Regions from separate parts of the Homo sapiens genome. Here all the other regions are linked to region 5. The links are chromatin loops, found by intact Hi-C in ENCODE. Cell type or tissue: endothelial cell of umbilical vein. All regions are shown on one strand.

Region 1 (4,000 bases), 180 kb before region 5:
AAATAACAATGAAAATAAATTTTGTCTCCTAGAGATTAGTAGAGATGTTATATAGTAAATCCAAATGACTCCTGTCAGGTAAAAAAAAAAAAAAGATAACTCCCAATATTATATTTACTTGCTCTAGAGGACATTGACTAGATTGTACCTAACTTAGCAATCTTTCATTCAATATTTATTCTTTCAGTGACTACACTTGTTCTCTAGTATACTCCTTTGAACCAGATTTATCACACTTAGGGCTAATTAAAAAGGTAAATCTTTAATGTGCTCACTTAAAAAAACTGTGTAGAAATACCCAAATCCTATATTAGTATCAGGCATACTATCTCTCCTTAAGGATCTCATGGAGACATAAAGGAGCAAAGGCAAAATCAAACAACACTTTATTGATATTGGCACAGCCTGAAACCCCAACGTGGAGCTCTATGTTAATTGGATTCAAGAATTAAAGAGTGATTTTTCCTTCTACCTAGCCCCAAATCTAAATTTTATGATCAGGCAGCTACCCCAGATTTTTTAAATGAGGAGAGTAAGGTGGGTGGCCAGACTGCCCTATGGATCAGCCTGCCTGCCAGCCACTTGGAAGAAAGAGAGAAGAAAGGGTCATATCCATAGGTAACCTTTAAACGAGTATCAACCCTTTGGCAAATGTGGCCTAATCAGCATCCTGAAATTTGATAAATCAAATTAGCCACAAAATCCTTTTTATTGTGGTGGCAAGGATTAGGAGAGGGGCTGGGCCTTGAGTTAGCTAATCCCCTAGATAGATGCCTATCTTCCACAGCAAAATGGATGTGAAAATAACCTGGGATAGGTTATCATCTAGCTGGAGAGGCCAGACTTTGAACATTAAGTAGTGTTAAACTAAATTTGGCCTGAGGATGTGAGTCCTTTCATAACAAACTGCAGCCTCACTTAGCACATAAACTAACAGAAGACCTAATTTAGGAGTACTCCTGTAACAATACCTGAGTCTCAGCCAGTGACAACAGCTGAGCTTCACTTAATTGCAGGTGGACAACTGATCAGATCTTGTTCAAATAAGGCAAACACCGAGTTGTAACCAGGAGAGCTATCTCTGCATCTTACTTCCTCCTCTGTTTATTAATGCTGCCTGACCACACTGTGGACTGGAGCTCTCCGAACCTGTTCTCGTTTTGAGGGTTGTGGGTTCAGGAATTATTCTTTGCTCAATTAAGCTCTGATAAATTTAATTTGATGAAAGTTTTTCTTTTAACAATAGTAAGACAAGAGCTATCAATACAGATGTTCTAGGGTAAAGGAAGGAAATATTACTATGGACCGGGGTGTTGTAAATGAAATTTGATGGGCAAAATGCAAGATTTTTTTTTTTTTTGGAAAGAAGCAAATACAGGAAAATCCAGGAACGCTTTGGGGTTCTAGGGAGTGGGAGAGTACAGATTCTATCCTGAGATACCAATTTTAATTCTTAAGAAAGAAGAGAGACTTTAATAGAAATTCATGCATATTTAAATAAAATATAAAAAGATGATGGGGGGAGGGGAGAGTCAGTGCAGCAGGACCAGAGGCACAATGCTAAGTTCTAACACACACTGACATCACTGCAATACCCTGGAATAAAGGAAGCCCTAGCTTCCAGCAGTCGGGACTTCTCTCTCTGCAAGCATAGCCTCAAAGCACCTCTGATGGATGGCTCCCAAGACATTTCATTGCTTGAAGTTCAGCAAGTTTGAATTACCCTCTAGACATCAACATTAACTTCACAGGTACTCATTGTTAATCTCCTACTAAAATAAATTGGATTGGATGAAAGAAAATAAAGGGATATGAGGTGGAAGAAGGATGTGTTTGGTTGGGAAAAAGAAAAGAGGGTGTTACAGAGGCTCAACTCCAGACTGATCAAACAATGAAGCTTGGTATGAGCACAGAACCTGCAGTGGAAAAGCCAGTCCTGGCTATGCCACTAGCTGTCTTGGACAAGCCATTTAACCACTCTGATCTTGTTTCCATATCTGTAAAATCAGAGAATTAAATCAAGAGAAATGATCTCCTAGCTTCCTCCGACTCTAATATTTTAAACTTTAATTGTGAGCACAAGAAATTAAATTTAACAGTAGACAAACAATAGAAAAGGAAAGGGACTCAATTTCACAGAAGTAAATCAGCAACAATCACTGGTTCTAACCCCTTTACAAAACCTTTCAGTTGTTTACTTTCTGAATAGAAATCAAGCATATTAGAGAATGAGACAATCACAGTCCTATTCACAATACTGAAACAAACATAAAAAGAACCTCAAGGACAACAACAAAAACACATGGTCATTGTTTTATTAATGAGATGCTGCCTCCTGCAGTACAAGGTCAACATAACACTTAAGCTTCAAATGTTTGCTCACAGCCAGACCATTTTATTTTAGTAGTCTTGCTTTGGGGAAGGTTTTTTTGTATGTTTTTTGTTGTCTTTTTTTAATTAGGGTGATGGGAGAAAAATGGGATAGCGCTTTTAAAAATTGCAGTCATTTGAAGGAAAATGCTTTCTGACTAATTATGCAAGTGTCTCTGAGAGTTGGTTGCCTTCACACGTTCTCTGGAGCCTGGCTTTCTTCTCTGTGCTTTGTGCCACCTGGTTTGCAGCTGAACAAAGAACAATCCTCTCCCTTTTGCATTAGTCTTGCTTGAAGAGTTCATAAGAAAACAGTGATACCAATTGTGGCAGGCTCTTGAGAAAGTGTAATTACACAGAAACAAATAGGGTATGTGTTAGCCTAAATATGTCTGGAGTGATTTATTATACTTGTTACAGTTCAATAAGTTTTTGTCTTTGATGTGGGGGTTTTCACTGAGGAAAATGTATGGCAAATTCTAACAGTAAAATCAGCATTACAAGAGCATGAACTCTGGATCCAGACTGCCTGGGTTTGAAATCCAGCTCTGGCCCTTACCAGCTATGTGACCTGGATTAAGTTACTTAAACTCTCTGTGCCTATTTCCTCAGCAATGAAATAGGAATAATAGTAAAACTTATATTCTTGTTGAATGAGTTAATATTTATAAAGCCCTTAAAACGGCATGTAGTCAGTGCTACGTAAGTATTGACTAGCACTGTATAAATATTTGTTCAAGAAACTCAGAGGGGGATGAATGAAGACCTAAATTCTTACTTTTTAAAATATTTTTCCTTTCATAACCAGCAATCATGTCTCTTTTTTGCATCTCTCTATCTTTAATAATTGTTATCTTTTTCCTATCCTTTTTTTCTCAGATTATTCTTTCTTGTTTTCCCACCATTACGGAGAAAGTAAGAATCAAAGTATCATAGAGCAGGAAAGTATTTCTAATGGGGTTTAGTCCTTTCATCCACAAGGAAAAAGAACTGAAACCTAAAGAGTTTAATTGACATGTCTAGGGTCAAATAAGCTGATAAATGGCTGCTTCCTATCAGACATTCGAAAACTCCTTCCTCTCCAAAACCCACTATTTCTGATACTGAACTTACAATTATTGCCCACCTCTCTTCTCTCTCTCTACCATACCTTACTCCAGCATAGGACTGGGGACTGAGTATCTTGCTCAACTGCATTCTTAATTACCTTTCTAATCTGGTTACTTGAATTCCCTTTTGCTGGCATACATAACGTGCCCACAGTTCTGGAACAAAAATGAAGACACGTGATAGGAGTTTTTTTTTATTTTTTTGTGCATAATATGTAAATTAACATACATAAAATGAGTTAGGAAAGCATAAAATTTAAATCACAGATGATTTTGCATTTGGAGAATTAACTTTATTTAAAAGAATGAAGTTGCATGAAATTCATACTGTTCTAAAATTCAGATGTGTACTCTCCTGTACGGGAGGAAAAAGTGGCTTCCCTCCACACTTCTGGATTGTTTGGGCAAAAAGTTAAATTAACATAAGGCAGATTAACAAGAGAAAAACCATTTAAATTACCTACATAGCATATGGGAGTTCCACAAAATGTAAGACTTGAAGAAGGGTCAGATGATTGAAG
Region 2 (4,000 bases), 860 kb before region 5:
AGTAAATTCATTTTATCTCCCTCCCCTCCCCTCTCCTCCCCTCCCCTCTTCTCTCCTCTCCTTTCCTTTTTTATTTTCTTCTTTCTTGAGATGGAGTCTCGCTCTATGGCCCAGGCTGGAGTGCAGTGGCACGATCTCAGCTCACTGCCACCTCCGCCTCCTGGTTTCAAGCAATTCTCCTGCCTCAGCCTCCCGAATAGCTAGGACCCCAGGCATGCGCCACCATGCCCAGCTAATTTTTGTATTTTTGGTAGAGACAGGGTTTCCCCATGTTGGCCAGGCTGGTCTCGAACTCCTGACTTTGTGATCCGCCTGCCTCAGCCTCCCAAAGTGCTGTGATTACAGGCGTGAGCCACCATGCCTGGCTCATTTTATTTCTTTAGCTCTTGTCTCCTCTCTAAAAAGGGATTAATAGTAATATCGACTGTATAGTGTAATTGATGATTAAATGAGATCATAAACATAAAGACTTGTGAGAGTGCGTGGTCCAAAATATATGTTTGATAAGTATTATACATCACCAACATTATCATTATTGTTGGTGAAACATTGTTGTTGAGAAAGATTGTGTGTGCAAAGAAATGTATGTTGTGCACGTGGGTGTTTGTCCCCTACATGAACTGGGCCAGTAGTTCCTTTATAAATGAAGATAGCACAGAGATATGATTTCTCTACCAAAATAAATAAATAAATTAAATAAATAAATAAAACAATAAAAACAAAAACCTATTTCCACTTCTTACTCTAGGTAAATGCAGTCAGATATATTGTACTCCCTACTGCAAAATACTCATAATAGTCCTGATTTTAATTTTAAGTTCTTAAAAAGTGATTGTACAGAAGTCCTGGTTTCAGTTAATATGGTTGATTGCATTGGAATGATTTATAACACAGGATGTGAAAAGAATTCTAAAAGCAGGCATCATAGCTCCATTGTTGGAAGTATTTTTTTCTTTCTATTTAGTCATCCTGGGAGGCACCCTGGGAGGCAAACACAGCATGGGAGGAATATTCTTAGGGTGGAAAGGGAGTTGGGATAAGAGACGAATAAACAGTGTAAGAGATGACACATAAAAAGGAAATAGTCACTGGGGCTTTTCTCATCCAACTTTGGTCCTCAATGCTGGGAAAAGATGTGTGATGAGTTTTTGGAAGCTGTCTCCTCCTACATCTCTGTAGCACTACGTGCCACTCCATCCCTCCAACTCTTTCTCTGGGAGGCTGTCCGTGATACTAGGAAATGGTATCTTGGTCTTTAATGTACTACATTAATTTAGAAGATGAGCTGGATTTGATACAATGATCTTTGGTGCATTACTGGTTCTGACCTCAGAGACAGCAAAATTGCATATGTGTTTATACTTTCATAGGACCCATTTATAATTTTAGACTTGAAGTTGGTTGGGAAATTTTTAAAAAATGAAATCATGTGAAAATTTTGCAGTAACTCATTGTAGGCTGAACCTTGGCTAAAGGCCATCCTAAGGAAGCAGATGTTTGCGTATTTTAATTTTCTGGCAGGGAATATGAGTTTACATTTGGATTTTTTCCTTAAGATAATATGTATGTACAGTAGGAGGAAAACCTATAGGGCCCTTCATCAAACTGCTTCCCAACATGTCTGTGGGCAGGTTCCATGTGAGATGTGAAACATAACAAACTTCATTAGTTACCAGAATTCTTAACATCCTTCTCTTTTGATGTTCAAAGAGCACTGCAAGTCACCAAATGAGATGGAATACATGGCCTCTGTCCTTATACAAGTCCCTGCAAGCTATCAGCAAACAAGTCAAAAATTGGTGAAAAATTCTGTCTTGTTTATATTTTCTAACTACTTTCCAGACACTAGCGAACTCACGTAACAACTCAAAGTTAACAATTTTACAATAGTGTTTTATTATTTAGGAAATGGAACATACTTATTCATCACTTACTCTAGTAAGAACCCGCATCTTTCAGAAGATAACCTTAGCTGTCTTTAAGTTGCACGCTGGTTTTCTCTCTTTCTCTTAATTAGAAAAGATGATGTAGCTGGCAAAGATATAATAAATTCAGGCAATGAGCTACTCATGTGACTGCTCACACAAATGTGGGAAGGCTTGGTTAAGTACAAATTACTTTGTAAATAAAAAACATTATTATTTCTGTTGTTGGAAGAAACAGGAAGCAAAGAGAACTTAACTGGATGTGAGCACTTCTCTGATATGAGAAAGAGTTTTAAAAAATGATAGGAATAACTAAGAATCTCTGAAATAAGTACGAACTCAGAAAGCTGATAAATGTGGGCTGGTCTTTGTCTGTTAAATATCAAGAATTGCTATTAAATTTGAACTTAAGGCTTCTGTTTGCTTAGGCTAAAAACTTCAGTGAACAACAGATGGCAGTATTCTGCCTTTTAAAAGAATTATCTGACCATCTCTTTTAAAACAAGTGCTACTGCCTCATTAACAGGCAGAATTTAGTTTTTTTTCACAGAAAACAAAAAAAAAAGCTAAAAAAGAATAACTTACATAAGTCTGCTGGTAGAAATAAAAAATTTAAAATGTGTCTTATCCCTCAGGATCATTGTTAAAGTGAAATTACAATTACATAATTAATGATTTGTCTAAGTTGCAAACATTTTAGTTGTTACGTTTCTCAATTTTTATAAGACATATTAGAAACGTGACTTCTTCCCATGCACAATTTGATTAACATTTTCCCACATGTAATTTTCTACTGTGATTAAAATATTAACACAAAACATCAAATGCCTTTGAACACACTGTTTTGTGGAACTTTACTGCCATTTGTTTTATCCATATCAACACTAGACTTTTTCCTGCCCCATATGCAATGGGTGTTTATCTAGGCTACTGACTTGCCTCTTCTACACTTAATCCAGGACATCTTCCCTGACTGCTTCAGGACCATACAAACATTTCCACGTTAATGCCTATTGGGATATTCCATTCATACTCTGAAAACAGCAGAAACGAAAGCAAGCCAAAAAACAAACAAACAAACAAACAAACAAACAAACAAAAAGCCTTGGAGCTATACCTTTTGAGAAACCTTGCATCTCTGACCAGATCTTACATATATACATAGATCCTCGTTGCAATAGCACCTGCCACAATTCTCGATTCAGCTTTTGGTATGTCTATATGTGATGGTCTGTCTTCCTCCTTCAGGCTCAAAGTTGTGCAAGGACAAGGGCAATGCTAGGTTTCATTCCCCCAGTGTGGTATCTGGTACTTTGTGGGCACTCAATAATATGAGAAATGATGACTGCATAAGTAACATACTCCAAACCTTCAAAGATAAGTAAATGCCCTCTCTCCAATTCTGTACCTTAAAAGACAAGTAAATTAAAGTGTTTGAGACAGTTCTTTGAAACAAATCACTGCTTTTCTGGAAGCCATCTTAAAACATTCAACCTCCTAGCACAATTGCATGTTCTAATCTCACACTTAAAGTATACTGAGAATTGTTACACTGAAATACTGGAGTCATGATTAAAAACTATTATTTAACAACCTGATTCTGGAATAAGCACTGTCCAGAAAACAGTGAAAATGCCAAGGAGAAGTAATAGTACTGACACAAAAAGCAATCCTACAAATTTTTCCACAATTGGGTACATACATGAAAAGAGTAAGCAAAGGATTAGGGTGTGTTTTCTGGAAAAGGAAAAGATCTTAACAGGCCTGGAGGTAAAGAATGGCCTTTTGAAGACAAAGCTCAGGTGAAGTACACAGTGCTTCAGTTTGAAAGGTTGACACTGGAGAGGTCTGAGGAAACAGATCATGGCAGGAATATGAGCCATATTCAAGAGCTTTGATTAACTAGTAAGGGCAATAAGAAAGTCCTGTAGAATACTGGCATCATCAGTATGTGTGGAGAGAGGAGTCAGGCTAGCTTTCAGGATGAAGGTTTGGGAAGATACGTAGCTAAGAGTCTTTCATAGAATGAGGAATCAAAAGAGAAGGAATCAGTTTGGACGAGGGTACTGAGGTAT
Region 3 (4,000 bases), 640 kb before region 5:
AAAATTTTTACTAAAATCCTATTAAACCAAAACCACAAGATTCTTGCATAAAATTATTTCAATATTCTAACAAGGTACTGGGAGAGACAGAATGGCATTCCTTAAAATTTTAAACACATTCGGAGGGAGAAGACTCTATTAGGTAAAAAGAAAATGAAATGAAAGAAAATGTGCATGTAGATAGAGATGGAGAACAGAAAAAGACTGACCAAAAAAAAAAGTACCAGAACAACCTCTATATTAATTTAAATCAACTTCAAAATTAGCCAGAGCTAACAGTGACTAGTTACATTCAAGTATAAACTCTTTCAAGAAACAGATGTGTGTTACAATGACATTTCATTCTTCAGCTAGCTTCTTCAAGAACTCTAAATTAAGTCAGCTTTTACCAGAAGCGAGCCAGCATCCACATTATTTCATTTTGTCCAAATGTGCTTCTTTGTATACCATGATTCTATTGCCTTTTGATCTTTTTAGAATTTCTAGTAAGTGAAAATCTATGTATCTATGATATAAAATCTGTCTATATTAATCTGCAGTGTAAAAATAAGTAATATACCCTGTCCCAATCACTAAAAGCATCACACACAGATATAAACGTTATACACATAATAAATGTATTTTTAAAAGTTAATCTATATATCTATATATAAAGTAAAATGCCATATATAATTTTCTCTTTATTTCTTGATGTAGAATTGGAATTACGGCTATTGTTAACGAATTCATAGAGTATAAGGAAAGGTGATGGAGAGGACATGACATTAAACATTTCCAGACTTTTTCATCTGAAATCAGTTTGAAATTGCAAACCGGAGTGAACTCAGAAAATGGCTCCAAAACTCACCTAATCTAAATTCCTACTTTAAAAATTCCACACTATCAAAATCTCCAATCTGCTCTATACACAGAATGAACCATTTTCATTGTGTTTCCATGAAAGTGGTATTTATATAAACAGTAGTGAAAAGTTAGCCCTTTACAGACACTGTTACAATTTTCATCCATTAAAGCTAGGAGCAGGCTTGTGACTTTTAGTTTCCTAAGTTACAAAGATAATGACCTACAAACATAAGCACTTTCATTTCTAAAGAGACATTAGATAACCCAATTATAGACTAATCATCATGAACATGTGTTGTGTTTACAGTGTATCCATAAGCAATCCCTGTTACATACCAAACTCCTAAAGGCAAATTCATAATTAACTGGAAATATTGATACTGTGTTATAAATCAGGTTAATATAAAGGTCTTTTATTAAGGAACTCTGCTAAATCTCCCCCTCCGATGAAAATAATCATATTTTAAAATAAATGCAATAATGAGAAATGAAGAAAAAAGGGCAAATAGACTTGGCAACTATTAGAGTGGTACAAAAATGAGCTATCAAGATTACACATATAATTTTAAAGACTGTATATTGTTATTAAATCTACAAAGACTTTTCATTATAACTGAAGAGGTGACATTAGTATCTCAAATATTACAAATCTTTAAAAATATAGAGCTGCACTGTCCAATATGGTAGCCATTAGCCACCTGTGTCTATTTAATACTTGAAATGGGGCTAGGCCAAACTGAAATGTGCTTTAAGTGTAAAACACACACAAGATATTTAGACTCACAAAAAAACAGAATGCAAAATATTTCATTTTTTTTACACCGATTACATGTTGACATGCTATGCTGGGTTAAATAAAGCATATTATTATAATTCATTTCATCTGTTTCTTGGGTGTGTATGGCCTCTAGAAAATGTAAAATCAAATGTATGGCTTGTGTTGTATTTCTACTGGACAGTGCTTATCTATAATGTTTATAGGACTGTTTTCATCAAAGCCACTGGGTGACACTGTTTCTTCACTAAATTGATACAACCAAAGCAATTTTCTGCCAGGGGAAAATCACACATGCACACACACAAATCATAAATGCACATACAGGTACACACATGCACATGCACATACACACACTTCAGCAAACAATATGTGCCCCCTGTAACCAGTCATCTTCTCAGGAGGAAAGAACATGAGTGCCCTTAATGTAATATTATTATTATGTTAGCAGGACTGGCTATACTTGAAAGCTTTAATAATCATTCACAGATTCCTAAATAACAAATGACAGCTCTAATCAAATCAAAAACACAGACATTGCTTAGTTTGTGACTTCTCTCAAATAGCTTTCCATCTTCGAAATGGTAATGTTCTTCATGACCTCCTCTGATATTATACCCTATTTACTTATATTTTAATGAAATTCTAAGGAAACACTGCAAAATAACAGGTGAAAAAAATTACCAGCTGTTTTTGCTAATGAAGAAATGCCTTAACAATCTGCAGATTATGCTTTGCCTTGAATTTGGAAATCCTGAACATACAAAAATAAACATATTGAAAATCTAAAATAAAAATATTCAATATTTAAGCCACTGCTAAATACTTTTGTTTGATAAGACTCCACAAAGTTAGACTTTTCAGTGCAACTGATATTCATTTACGTGACAAAGTCAAGAATAATTCATTCCAGAGGCTACCTGGTATTAACAAGTTTTGTGTTATTTACACATCTGACACTCAATCTGATTATTCAGTCTTCTAATGCTGAATGAGAATTTAGAGTTGGCTCCATGGGAAAAATTACAAATGATACCCAGGGTTAAAGTTAGCAGCCTGACTCCTTTCCTACTGTTTCCTCAGTAGCACAGTCAAGTCAAAGAGGAAATGGACAAAAGCCATCTTGCCTTGGGCTATCTTCACACATATAGCTAACTCTCAGTTTCCTTCTCTCTAAAATCAGACTAATTGTAGTCTACTAACTACAGCCTTTTCAGAATTAAGCATTTAAAATATCAGTGCAACCAGCTATTTACAGTCATAAACTAACTCGACATAAATACAATCAATCAGTGTACTATTTTGAAGTGTAACATGTCCTAAATGAAATATTATTTTACCTTTGTTTCAGAGCAGACTGTAAAGGTACACCAAAGTAATTTCCATTTTCAAAAACATTCTCCATGTCTTCAAAATGTAAAGTTGCTTAAAATCTAAGCCATTTATGTTTAACCATCTATGTGTTGAGGACCTTCTGAAAACCTATGACACTAAGACTTTTTGCTCCTAAGAATGAACAAATGAAGTTCTGCATACAATTTCAGAGAGGAGATGAATGAGTCCTGGAGCCAGGTTAAAAACCTGCTCCAAGTTATTATATGCATTTCTCCATTATCTAAGATATTTCACTGTGACTTCCCTTTTTCTTATGTTCACTTCTCATTAATCTCACTAGGCTCTAAACTTTGCAGAGACAAATGCTGTGTCACATCTATCTGTATATTATTTTTGATTTTTAGCACAAGGACTAATGCACAGATAAAATGTGTTGATTTGAGACCTGGTAGGTTGATTGATCAAAGGCCTTTATGGATAATGGGTAACATTAGCTATGGGTAGCATCTTCTTTTAAAACAGTGGTATACATTCACAATGAACAGGTATGGTCAACTAATATTTTTTACGATTGTCATACAACACATCTTCCTCTAAACTACAACTCAGGCACATCTGTTAGACTTTTTTCTCAGTGATCAAATCTGTATATTTTATATCAATAACAGCACAAACATACATTCTCAGTTCAAAGTTAAAACAATTCCATAGTAGCCTTACTAAAAAAACAAACAACAACAAAAAATCTCCTTTAATAAAAAATACTACCTATCATGAAAGTATATATAGGTAATTACCAAAAGGATTCAAGTTTCTATATAAAGGAATTATCTTCATTTGAACATTAATGGAACACATCTTTAGGTGCAAGAATAGGAGACTGGACTTTCTGAGGGTCTTCAGAATTATTTCACAGAGGTTCATTAAACACATGAATGCAGAATATAAGCATAATATTTTTTAATCTCAATTTGAGGGTTTTTTTAAGAAGATATAAACACCACACAGAAATGGAGCAGGAAGACTCCACTGAAGAGGAGACATATG
Region 4 (4,000 bases), 720 kb before region 5:
CTTAAAAATAATACACTAGTCATAATTTAACTTTTAAATAATTTCTTTAAAAGTACACTGAAAATTTTAAAAAGCATTCACATTCGAAGTATTACTCATGACCACTCATTATATCACATTATAATCACTTAAATACAACTCAGCGCACCCTGTTAGATGGTCTACTGAATGGCATCTGTGTATCTCATTCACTTCTTCCTCTCCTCCTTGAAACACAGGAGAATTGTTGCTTTGCATTCAGCAAGAACTCTTAATTATTAGAACCTTTGTTTATATGCTTCATAATATTTGGATTTTTAAAAAATTATTTGCTCATATAAAAAATAGTTTCATTCACAGATTGTAGCTGTCAGTGCTAAGTGTTTGTGCTCCGTAGAAGCATCCTGTTTCTTTGCTTGTCTTCCAAGAGTCTGGCTGTCAGGCATTGGAATGGGAACAATTTCCATGTTGCATAACACGGTTCAGTGTACTGGACAAAGGGTGGGGCCTCAGGACTCCAGTGACTATTTGGATAGATCTCTAGGGAACATGCTTTTCAAGAGTGCAAAGACAGAAAAATAAATGGGCCAGGGGGTCAGGTTTTAACCTGCTGACTTAGTTCATTGGCTCTTCACACTAGGCAACGGGCTCTGCACCACTTCCATTGAAACGTGGTTTCTTATTGATCCAAAATCCCCAAAAGGGAGATCTAAGATGAGTAATATTTTTTGGCACAAGTTGGTATTATTTATAACACTTCCCTGTTCTGGAATATTCTTTTAGATATAGTCTCTCAAGTTCTAAGAAGTAGGAACTGTTTGTCCTACCTTCTTTCCCTATTTCATCCATCTCCAGGACTTTCAACTTTTATATTTCCTATTTTATTTAGGACATGCTACCATTTTAAATTTTTAAAATAAAAGTACTGGCTGGGCACGGTGGCTCCTGCCTGTAATCCCAGTACTTTGGGAGGCTGAGGCGGGCAGATTACGGGGTCAGGAGTTCCAGATCAGCCTGGCCAGCATGGTGAAACCCCATCTCTACTAAACACACAAGAAATTAGCCAGGCACAGTGGCGCGCACCTGTAGTCCCGCTACTCGGGAGGCTGAGGCAGGAGAATTGCTTGAACCTGGCAGGCAAAGGTTGCAGTGAGCCAAGATCGTGCCACAGCACTCCAGCCTGGGTGACAGAGTGAGACTGTCTCAAAAAAATAAACAAATAAATAAAATAAAATAAATAAATTTTTAAAAATTACCTAGAGAATTAACATTCTAACACACGTAAGTACTTAGCTTGGGGAGTTGGTAGAAAATTTTACCATCAGAGCTGTGAATGAGCGTGTGTAATCCAACAACGTAATATGAACCAATATAAGGGCTACTCTATTCTTGGAATACATATTCTGCAAAAATGAAAACTATGACATGCTATTAAAGAGAAGAAATTGTTAAGCAACCTCCAACTTCATCGACTTTTATCCTCAGAAAGGAAGATTTGATGAACTTAGACCTGGAATTTAATGAACTATATGTAACTAAATATTTTTTAAAAATTGAAAATAAAAATGGGGTATGATGAACCTTAAAACACAGGAGTTATGCACAACGGCTAAACTTCTAATTTCATTTTTAGAATTTCATATTCTCATATGTAACTGCTTCTTAATTCATAATACTGAGATTTGCTAGGGGTATAAATAGAGTGTGCCATGTTATCAGTTCATCATGTGGTGAGAATGTTTATCCTAAAATATCTGTTTTTCTCTCTATAAAATATGATTGGATGGTAAATAGCTGGGTATGTCTAGAAAGCCCTGTATAAACAAAGACCACAACTTCTTTGCACATGAGAAACTAATGTCTGTATCCATGTGTCTCATTTTATTCAATCCCACGTCAGCAATTTATAGTCCTGCACTCACTCTTCAAGGAAAATGAAAATTTGCATAGTGTACAATCCTGGCCATAGAAATTAGCATGGGCTTAGGACCCACCTGAAACCAGATTGGCTTTGAGAGTAATCATGATTCAGCTCACGGTAAAACATCTTACCGTAATAGCCATCCAGAAGAAAATCTTACTTATATAGAGTATATTTCTTGGGCCTACAGAAGGACAGTCATCATACTGAAGTACAGAAAAGATAATTATGATAACAATTAGCCAAGCAATGGGAAAAAACAACTTACTCAATATCAAAGTTATTGATATAAAAAGCGAGAGCTGAAAAAATAATTCCAATATTGATTTACTAAGTGACAGTGAACCTTGTTAAGTGAATATATTGCTTTCTAAGTAAATATAACCCTCATTTTGAAGGGGATATATTAAATTTGTGGATCTATTGAAATACCATTTAAATTATCACAGGCATACTCTGTTGAATTATTATGCAATTATATTTGTGTGCATTCCATATAATGTTAATAAGGGCAATAACATTTCCCATCATTTCAATGATACAGGGCACTTTTTCTTTTGGAAAAATAGTCACTCTGAGAACAGAGCCATCTAGTGGCAAGTGCAGAATAATGATTACAACATAAAATGAACTGTGAGCCTAACAGTATCATTAGTAAACATTATCATTAACAACCTAAACTAAGTGGTAATGAATATTAAAGGTTCTGCTTTTCAGATAAAGAAATAAATTAAGTGGAAAATCCATCTATAAAGGGTGTCCACATTCTTTATACCATATGGTCTTCGTTTTGTAAAATAGAAAAGTCTAAAACAAGAATTACACACGCATATACAATACATATACACACAAACACACAGACACAAAACAAAGGAACTATGCCAAAATATAAACAGTTCCCCAGCCTGGGAAGTGGGATTAAGTATGTTTTGTCCCCTTCTTAATGTTTTTCTGCATTTTCCTCAGCAGGTACATACTACTTTTGTAAGTAGAAAATGTAATATTTAAAAATATATTGAGAGACTACTGAAAGAAATATGAAAACAACAAGAGCAGATTCACTAATCTTTCAGAAAATATATTTTCTATTTGCAGCTATACATCCTTGTAGCTCTAGAGATTGTTTGCTATGATATAAGCAAAATAATACCTTTTGATATATTTACCATAGGCTTAGATGATTCTTCATCTAGGAATAAATCACAACATGCTTAGATATTAGGTATATAGCATTAAGATTTGAGCAATAAATAACAAGTATAACATAATTATGTTGAGTTTTAAAAATACATACAAATTACTTATCTATATACTTAATATTGCAAAAAACACAGTGAGGTAGCAAAGGAAAAGATAATTATTTTCATTTTATAAAGAAGTGGAGATGTACAGACAGCACATATTTATCTCCAGCTCTGTCACTGATGAGTTGAAAGTTTTCTGACAACTACTCTATTGCTTTTCATACTATAACAATTTTGATACCTGGAACTTAAAAATATCTGTAAGTTATTTTCATGTTTATTCTCAAAAAGTCTCATTGGTGGCAATAGCTACTCTTCTTATTCCTCTCTTTAGATTGACACAGATGATGTCCTATAACTGAGATAATTTATCATGGGCATAATCAAGAGTATAGATTTGCCAGGTGCAGTGGTTCATGCCTGTAATCCCAGCACTTTGCGGGGGCCAAGACAAGAGGATTGTTTGAGGCCAGGAGTTTGAGACCAGCCTAGGCAACACAGGGAGACCCTATCTCTACAAAAAAATTAAAAATTAGCCTGGCATGGTGGTATACTCAGGAGGCCGAAGTAGGAGGATCCCTTGAGCCTGGAAGGTCAAGGCTACAGTGAGCCATGATCCTGCACTGCACCCCAGCCTAGATGACAGAGTGAGATGCTGACTCATAAAAAAAAAAAGTATAGCTTTTACTTTCTTAAAGTATGTTGATATTTTACAAGACGTTTTTAACAAATGAATACCAAATTGCATGAAAGCTTGAAGTAAATGTTTAGAGTAAATGAAGAATAAAAAAACTTCAGACATTGAAAATAACATTTTTTAAAATCCAAAAAATCAAACTAAAATTTAAAATAGAGC
Region 5 (4,000 bases):
TACACCACCATGTGGAGAAATGGGCAGTCATGTCAGAAATAATCTTTTTCTTCTGCCTTATAGACCTGACAAGCTTCGCTCACTGGGATATTTTCTAGGAGTTTACATTTATCTCAGGTCCTAGTCTAGGAGGTACATCAAAAACAACTAAAAAAAGATGGTTAGGCGGGGGAAGGGCATTCACTTGTCTAGATGATGCCTTAATAGCACTTAGCATAAATTAACCTAGGAAATTCTCAAGGATCCCTAAGGCATAAAGTAGGCAGTAAGTGTGGATTCTATTTGATAGGAAGTTAAAGGTTTCTGAGAAGAAAAGAAATCAAGTTTGGCAATAGAACATTAAACAGCAATAAACATTTTTGGCTGCTTAGTAGAAGAGGCCCGCTCCTCTGGGAAAAAACCACTGCTCTTTATTCCCCCCACGTACTCCAGTCTTTGTACTTTGAACAGTTGTTCCACTTAAAAGTAACCTACTTTTTACCCAGCAAGAGCTCAGGGACCTGGTTAGTATCAACACTTAGAAGCAGCAGCTTCTGTGAATTTGGATCTTCCTTTCACCTCCTCCTGTATTGTCACTCATCATAAAAACGTATGGCTAGAATAAAGTGTAGCCTTATGAAATAGGCCACATTATTGAGAAATTAAAATTTGTTCTATCCTTCTTGCTGAAAACTCACTGTCCAAAAAAAAAAAAGAGAGAGAGAGAGATTATTTTTTTTTCTTCTGTCAGACTTCCTTTTGTGTTCTGAATTCCCCAGGAGAAGAGGAACCATTTTTGGCTTCAGACCCGTTGGAGCAAATTAAGCAATAGAGTCCCAAAGGGCCTGGAGCGTTTTGCCCCACTAGACCCTGAAGTGAGCTAGATATCCAGAGACTGGAAGCTGGGGATGGTGGACTCTGGAGCAGTGGTGGTAGGTTGGGAGTAGAGGACACGCACCTTCACAGCACCTAAGAAGTAGCAGAGCTTCTGTGTGAATGTCTAGAACCCTGCACAGCGTGAAGGTTCTGTGTCAATGCCCCACGAAGGCGGTGAATGGTAAAAGAGAAATGCCTCCAAAAGGACCACACAAGCTTAAACAACAAACATCTCAGTGACTATCAACAAAGGCAGAGAATGGAGGCCCTGGTCCAATTTTTCTGGTTTATTTAAGCCCCTTGGGTCTTTTCCCATTCTGCGTGAAGTAGGGAAGTTCTCCTTAAAAAAAAAAAAAGAAAAGAAAAAGAAAAAAAAACTTGAGTTTGGATGTCCTGCTAGCCTGCTAGCCAGGAAAATGGAATAACCCATATTTAATTTGATTCATAACAATAAAGAAATGAGATGCTTTTTGTATACTGATATTCTTGAACACCAACTGGATACCCTATCCTACTAATCCCGTACTGCTTATGAATGTTCCCTGGTTCCACAAATATCTCCACTGCAAATGAACTAACTACTCAGTTAACTAGTTCAGAGTTCGGACATTTTATATCTGCAACATGTAGATTACCCTAGTCTTGGTATGCCCCTTTTTTATTAAATTAAACTTTATTAAAAATGTGTGTATCCCTCTTTAAATTTGTAATTACCACGAAAAAAGATTCCTACCATATGTTTTTTGCCTGATTTGGATATTTAGATATATCTGAGGGGCATTTCTGAATTCTTAGCTGCTGTGTGCAGTTTTATGAAAAAAAGCAAAAGCAGAAGAAACATGACAAATTTATCGATCTCCACCAATAAGTCAAGTGGCCAAAGCTCCCTTGCCTTCCATTCCGTCAGAGAATAACGGAGCAAAATGCAATTATAAAGCATAAGGTTCTTGTGCAGCTTTGCTCTGAAGACAGTGAGTCCTGTTTTCTGCTTTTAACTAAAAGCAGTATTTCTACCTTCAAATTGGACAAGTCATTTCACCTCTGTGGGCCTTGGTTTCCTCACCTAAAAGTTTGCATGTTCAACTAAATGATCTCCAAGGCTCTTTATAGCACTAAGATCCTATGATTTCAAGCTATTATATGAAATCCAAGAAACAAAAGACAAGAGGAGCATTGTTCTCATTCTATTGTTCATCCAGCTGGATTTATCAGATTAAGATTCTGAGTTCATAAATAAGAAAGAAAAGACACTTATACAATATAGAACGCATTTGCAGTAAGAGCATTTTTCATCCATATGGATCTTAACTATTTCACGTGCTAACAAATAATTGAACAGACTATCTATAGAAATGGTTTTGTCCATTCATCCACTTTTCTCTATCAACGTAAAAATAACTTTATTGCTTTTTTATAAAACTGTGTTTAAATAAAAATAGGAAAATGCAATTTTCAACAGTTTCTGAGATCTAGTTATGAGAGAAGTTGCCACAACCTCAAACATCTCTTCAAATGAGGACAAAGGTAAGAGTGCCATCTGCTGGCCTAAATTGTCTAATTGTGTCTTTAAAACTTTATACAGTAAAATACTTATGAAACTTACCTACATTCTGCTTTGATGAAAACCCTGAGCTTTTCAATAACTTGATGTGTGGAGCTTAAATACAATAATCATTTTTCCAAGTGTCCAAAATACACAAAGCATATGAGTATAGCAAAATATTACTCCACAAACTAAATAAGTACTTAATTTAAATATATCCTACAATATTTACCATATCGAAAAGCTACAAATCTATTGGGTCCAAAGGTAAGTAGATAGTGTCTTTCTTTAAAAGCTTCTGAGAAAACTAGAATATTTGGAGTGTTTGTACAGCAGGAAATGGTGTCAATCATCAAAAGATCCCTCAGTTTAATAGCAGAAACCTGAATGGTAACTCTATAGACGGGGTTTAATTAAGAAAGAAAGAACACACAGTTAACTTGGAAAATCATATATCAGATTTAAGCATAACTTCATGCCTCCACACTGGCATCAATAGGTAGATGAAGGCCACAATGAAACACTAACTGACTCTCCTCTGTGGGATAGTGTGGTATTAACTTCTGGGCTACCAGGAGCACTATTATTCTTTTTTTTTTTTTTTTTTTTTTTTTGAGACGGAGCCTCGCCCTGTCGCCCAGGCTGGAGTGCAGTGGTGGGATCTCGGCTCACTGCAAGCTCCGCCTCCCGGGTTGACGCCATTCTCCTGCCTCAGCCTCCCCAGTAGCTGGGACTACAGGCGCCCACCACCACGCCCGGCTAATTTTTTGTATTTTTAGTAGAGACAGGGTTTCACCGTGTTAGCCAGGATGGTCTCAATCTCCTGACCTCCTGATCCGCCCGCCTCGGCCTCCCAAAGTGCTGGGATTACAGGCGTGAGCCGCCGCGCCGGTCTTTTTAACCCTTTCTTACCCGCAAAATCCCCTTCAGAGAAGATTCTCTTCCAACAGGATCCCCTATAGCAATGGAGATGCTCAGGGAATGTTTCACATAAAACAAATAAAATTCAATCAGATTACTAATTCAAGTAAGTCTGAGGTAATCTCAGGAAAATTTACTCCATTGCCTGAAATGTTGGATAACTGTATAGGGCAATGCTGAAAAGACATCTAAGGAGGAGTGTGAAACAACTGGAATATTTTTCATTCAAAAAAACTACTTGAAACTTTCTATGTAAAAAGCATTTAACTAGAAAAAAAAATTATTCTAAAGAGATAAAGTTCAATATTACCAAGAACCCAAGAGACAGACAAGCATAGCTTTTAAGGATCCTTGGCATTCCTATTAATTTTCTGTCTTATTTATAAAAATAGTCTCCTAACAATTCATTTATTCTTGGTTTTAAGGATGTTTTATTTTCTCACAATGATATGCTGTGAAGTTGTATGGAAAAGACAGTTATTAAAATATTAAAGTGTAGTGGCTCACGCCTGTAATCCCAACACTTTGGGAGGCCGAGGTGGGTGGATCATGAGGTCGGGAGTTCAAGATCAGCCTGGCCAAGATGGTGAAACCTGTCTCTACTAAAAATACAAACAAAAATTAGCCAGTTGTGGTGGTGGGCACCTATAATCCCAGCTACTCGGGAGGCTGAGGCAGAGA
Region 6 (4,000 bases), 210 kb after region 5:
TTTGCACCAACCTAATTAAAAATGTGTAAAATACATGTAATGGGAATACAAGGAGAGACAGAAGAACAAAGGAAATATATGAAGCAATAATAACTGATAATTTCCTAAAATTAATATCAGACAACAAACCACAAATCTAGGAAGCTCAGAGAACACCAAGCAGGATAAATGCAAAAAACTTGCAAGTAGGCATTTCATATTCAAACTGCAGAAAATCAAAGATAAAGAAAAATCTTGGAAAGAGCTAGAGGAAAAAACTCACCTTATCTACAGAGCACCAAGGATAAGAATAACATCATCCTTTTCAGAAAACATGTAAGCAAGAAGAGAGTGAGATGCTTAAAGCGTTGAGAGAGGGGGAAAAAAACCCCCCACCAATCTAGAATCCTATATCCTGTGAAATTATCCTTCAAAAATTAGGGAGAAATAAAGACCTTCTCAAACAAAATTTGAGGGAATGCGTTGCCGGTGGTCTTGCCTTGCAACAAATATTAAAAGAAGTTTCTCAGAGAGAAGGATAATGATACAGGTGAGAAACTCAGGTCTATATAAAGGAAAAAAGAGCAGTAGAGAAGGAATCAGTGAAGGTGAAGTATTTTTAATGATTTTGCAACATATTTATCTTGTTTGTCATCAACTAAAAGTCATTTCAATCCCTAGGCAATCAGTTGCATAACAACTGGAAATAGTTTCAAAGCATGCAGAGAGATGAGCAAAGCTTGGTTAGAATGTGTATGACACTGATTAATATACTTTCAAAGATGCTTATTCTTTTAACACAGCCTTGCAAAATACATTCAATTAACTATTTATCAAAGTGGCACATTAGTAAGATTTCTGGATTTATAGTCAAGCAGAACTGTTGCTGACTGTATGTCTTGGACAAGTTACCCAAGTATCTCATTTGTAAAACAAAAATAGTAAAACCCACATTTCATACATTAACTGTAAGGACTAAATGTGAAGGCTAAACAAATTCCCCTAGCCCACTGTCCAGCTAATTCTAAATGCTTACTACCCAGTTATAAATGCTATGAATCTTCCAACATCCTCATGCACTCCTTCATAAATTAGTTCAAAGCTAGCAAGTTTATGGCCAACCTCTGATAAGCATATAAAATTTAAGAGCATGCATTTCGTAGAGATCACTCCAGCTGCGCCTTACTTTAAAATTTTTCCTCTCTTATTTCTATTCATTTTTTAAATTGTTATCTTGCTGTATCATGAAACCTTTTTGAATTACGGGTGGGAGAAGATTAAAAGGTAAGATACCAAACTAATAGTTTTATATTTTTTCCAAGAGATGGATGAAACAACGCCAGAAACAGCGTTCTAGAAGTATCTCAACCTCTAATCTTCATAATCAAGTATCCAATGCAGGCCTGCTAGTCCATATTCCCAGCCACAGGAAGTGCCTGGTACACACATATTTGTTATATGATTCATTTCTGTACTTTCACTTTTTCCCTTTTCTGGCAAAAAAAAAAAAAATCAATTATTTCCTGTTTGTACAATCTGCTTGGAATACATGTCTAATGTTCAAATTTCGTTATAAACAGTAAATATCAACTAACTCTCTATGCCAAATGTCATTCTCTATTTCAGGAAATATCTCCTATGTTGCTAAGTTCCTATACAATCTACACAATGTCACAAAATAAGCCATCCATCATGCTGGAGGAAAAAAATAATTGTTGGCTCAGTCCCATGTTAATGAGCCTACTTTCCCCCAATTTGGAAATAGGTGTAGGCTGGACTTCTCTACCAGTTTGAATATGACATACCATAATGGCATACCATATTTTTGTGTATTTTAGTGTTTTAAGGATGTTTTTGGTGTTTTATTACTTCTCACAAAGATAAAATGGGAAATTTATTCTAGCACTGCTATTCTAGTACTTTAACATCCCACATAGAAAGAAAACATATATGGCTACTATAAGACCAATACATAGCCAGAAAGGCCACCACCTTCATGAGTAAGTTCAGGTACCCCCCACGATACCCAAGGAAGTTGGAACTGATTTAATAGGTAACATATTTTATTAAGAACTGTTAAAAAAAATTAATTTCCCCAGTAATGAATTCTAATATTTTCAAATCTTACTCTTCAGTAAGTCTTGAATGTTTTCAAAAAGTGATTTATTTTATGTTTTTCCCTCACTGGGGAGCAGGGCAGAACAGCAGCCTTTGGGCTAGTTTCCCCATCACCAGTCACGTAGGTACATCAAAACAGTTATCTTACCAGTAAATCTTTCACATAAAGCCCAAGCTCTAGCTTATTTGGAACACAAGGCCCTCAACAACTGGTCCTCTCTACCTCTTCAGACTTAGCTCCCACCACTCCTGGCCGTCACCTAGACACAAAGCTCTTGTTCCACTCTACAGTCACAGAAATCCCTGTCTTAAACCCCTCCATCTTCCCCTCCATTCCCCATCACTAAGTCCCAGGTATTACTTCAAAGGTAACCTCTGAGGTGAGCCTGCCTGAATGCTCTAGAGGTGGGTCAAGTGCTCTCTGTGCTTCCACATTACTCCAGGCGTACCTCCAACAGGGCACTTCACACTGTATAGAAATTACGCTAATGTCACTATGCTCTTCCTGTGCCCACATCTGGAAAGTGTAAACAAAACACCTTACTCATTTATATCCCAAGTACCAAGTATATGCTGGGTACTAAAAATTCATAAAATTGTGGTAAACTTTTTATATTTTTTTACATTTCCTGTTTCCTCTTGCAAATTTCACCTTATTCTTCCTACATCTTTTGAAAAATCACTTCCTGCTAGCCGGGTACAGTGGCTCATGCCTGTAATCCCAGCACTTTGGGAGGCCAAGGCAGACCAATCACCTGAGATGGGGAGTAGGAGACCAGCCTGACCAACATGGAGAAACCCTGTCTCTACTAAAAATACAAAATTAGCCGAGCATGGTGGCGCATGCCTGTAATCCCAGCTACTCAGGAGCCTGAGGCAGGAGAATCATTTGAACCCGGGAAGCGGAGGTTGCAGTGAGCTGAAATCGCGCCACTGCACTCTAGCCTGGGCGACAGAGTGAGATTCTGTCTCAAAAAAATAATAGAAATACCACCATGCCTGGCGTGCCTGTAAACCACTCAAAGTGCGGATCCCCCTGCCTCAGCCTCTCAAAGTGCTGGGATTATAGGCGTGAGCCACCGCGCCCAGCCTAATTTTTTTATTTTTTAGTAGAGACGCGGTTTCACCATGTTGGCCAGGCTGGTCTCGAACGCCTGACCTCAAGTAATCCACCCATCTCAGCCTCCCAAAGTGTTGGGATTACAGGCATGAGCCACTGCGCCTGGCAGGATGGCTGATTTAAATTGGTATTCAGTACACAGGAAATAAAAGCTAAGCAGTTTTCTTTCTGTTTCTAATTTTTTTTTTTTTAATCACCAGCAACTTGAACCATGGACCAATCATTCCTGACCACCACTTGGCAGCTGATAAGCTTATCAGAAGTATATTTCTACTAGGTCTTAGGTTAAATCCGTACTGCTTGCAACTCAAGTGTCCAGCGTCCTGCTCTTGTTCAAGCTGATCCCAAGCAGTTAGAACTGTTCACTGGAGGTGAAATGATAAACTTACCTTTATGCATGTGTAATGACTTACCACAGATTTCAAAAATATATATAAATTACATCCTCAGCCTTCCTGACATCATTTCCATTATACATCTCTGACTCATGATACCCCCCCAACTTGGATATCTAATAAGCATCCCAATCACAAAACATTCAAAGCTTAATTCTGAAACTCATCCCTCCCCAAACCTGCTCCACACTGCAGTCCTTCTTGCTATCACTATCTCACAGCAGTTCCATCCTACCAGTAGTTTAAGCCATAAACGCTGCAGTCCACCCTGACTCTCTCATACTATAACCATGCTATCAACAAATCTACCTTCAAATGAAAATCCAAATCCAAATCGCTTTTTTTTTTTACAGCAGTTTTAGGTTCACAGCAAAACCAACCATTATTT

Evidence for each region. Hi-C counts contacts between places; a loop is a spot of excess contacts. Peaks named below come from ENCODE experiments on the same cell type or tissue, not always from the same donor. Only the 100,000 strongest peaks of a DNase experiment are listed, where the experiment ranks them.
Region 1: it touches region 5 in a loop (6-fold over the local background); 5 of 110 quality-filtered maps call a loop at or near these places.
Region 2: it touches region 5 in a loop (21-fold over the local background); 22 of 110 quality-filtered maps call a loop at or near these places.
Region 3: a loop joins it to region 5, with 11 times the contacts of the local background. A loop is called at or near these places in 29 of 110 quality-filtered maps.
Region 4: it touches region 5 in a loop (4-fold over the local background); 3 of 110 quality-filtered maps call a loop at or near these places.
Region 6: it touches region 5 in a loop (3-fold over the local background); 2 of 110 quality-filtered maps call a loop at or near these places.

Annotation. Positions count from the first base shown.
Region 1 is chr12:19,914,212-19,918,211 of GRCh38, reverse strand. No RefSeq gene overlaps it. Among named protein-coding and RNA genes, the nearest start is that of LINC02398, 98 kb to the left of the region's middle. In endothelial cell of umbilical vein, a CTCF peak has its summit at 2,322; DNase peaks (open chromatin) are centred at 1,731 and 2,321.
Region 2 is chr12:20,600,256-20,604,255 of GRCh38, reverse strand. The region is part of intron 2 of PDE3A (phosphodiesterase 3A); the gene reads right to left. Among named protein-coding and RNA genes, the nearest start is that of SLCO1C1, 93 kb to the left of the region's middle. In endothelial cell of umbilical vein, no CTCF peak of the experiment used is centred here; DNase peaks (open chromatin) are centred at 1,055, 1,545 and 2,375.
Region 3 is chr12:20,375,038-20,379,037 of GRCh38, reverse strand. All of the region lies in intron 1 of PDE3A (phosphodiesterase 3A), which reads right to left. Among named protein-coding and RNA genes, the nearest start is that of PDE3A-AS1, 6.8 kb to the right of the region's middle. RefSeq lists a silencer at 3,949-4,000. In endothelial cell of umbilical vein, a CTCF peak has its summit at 1,840; a DNase peak (open chromatin) is centred at 1,897.
Region 4 is chr12:20,462,615-20,466,614 of GRCh38, reverse strand. All of the region lies in intron 1 of PDE3A (phosphodiesterase 3A), which reads right to left. Among named protein-coding and RNA genes, the nearest start is that of PDE3A-AS1, 94 kb to the right of the region's middle. In endothelial cell of umbilical vein, a CTCF peak has its summit at 2,483 (motif pointing left); a DNase peak (open chromatin) is centred at 2,504.
Region 5 is chr12:19,737,784-19,741,783 of GRCh38, reverse strand. No RefSeq gene overlaps it. Among named protein-coding and RNA genes, the nearest start is that of LINC02398, 270 kb to the left of the region's middle. In endothelial cell of umbilical vein, a CTCF peak has its summit at 2,391 (motif pointing left); a DNase peak (open chromatin) is centred at 2,393; H3K27ac peaks cover 1,223 bases.
Region 6 is chr12:19,527,522-19,531,521 of GRCh38, reverse strand. No RefSeq gene overlaps it. Among named protein-coding and RNA genes, the nearest start is that of AEBP2, 90 kb to the right of the region's middle. In endothelial cell of umbilical vein, no CTCF peak of the experiment used is centred here; DNase peaks (open chromatin) are centred at 1,521 and 3,591; H3K27ac peaks cover 2,018 bases.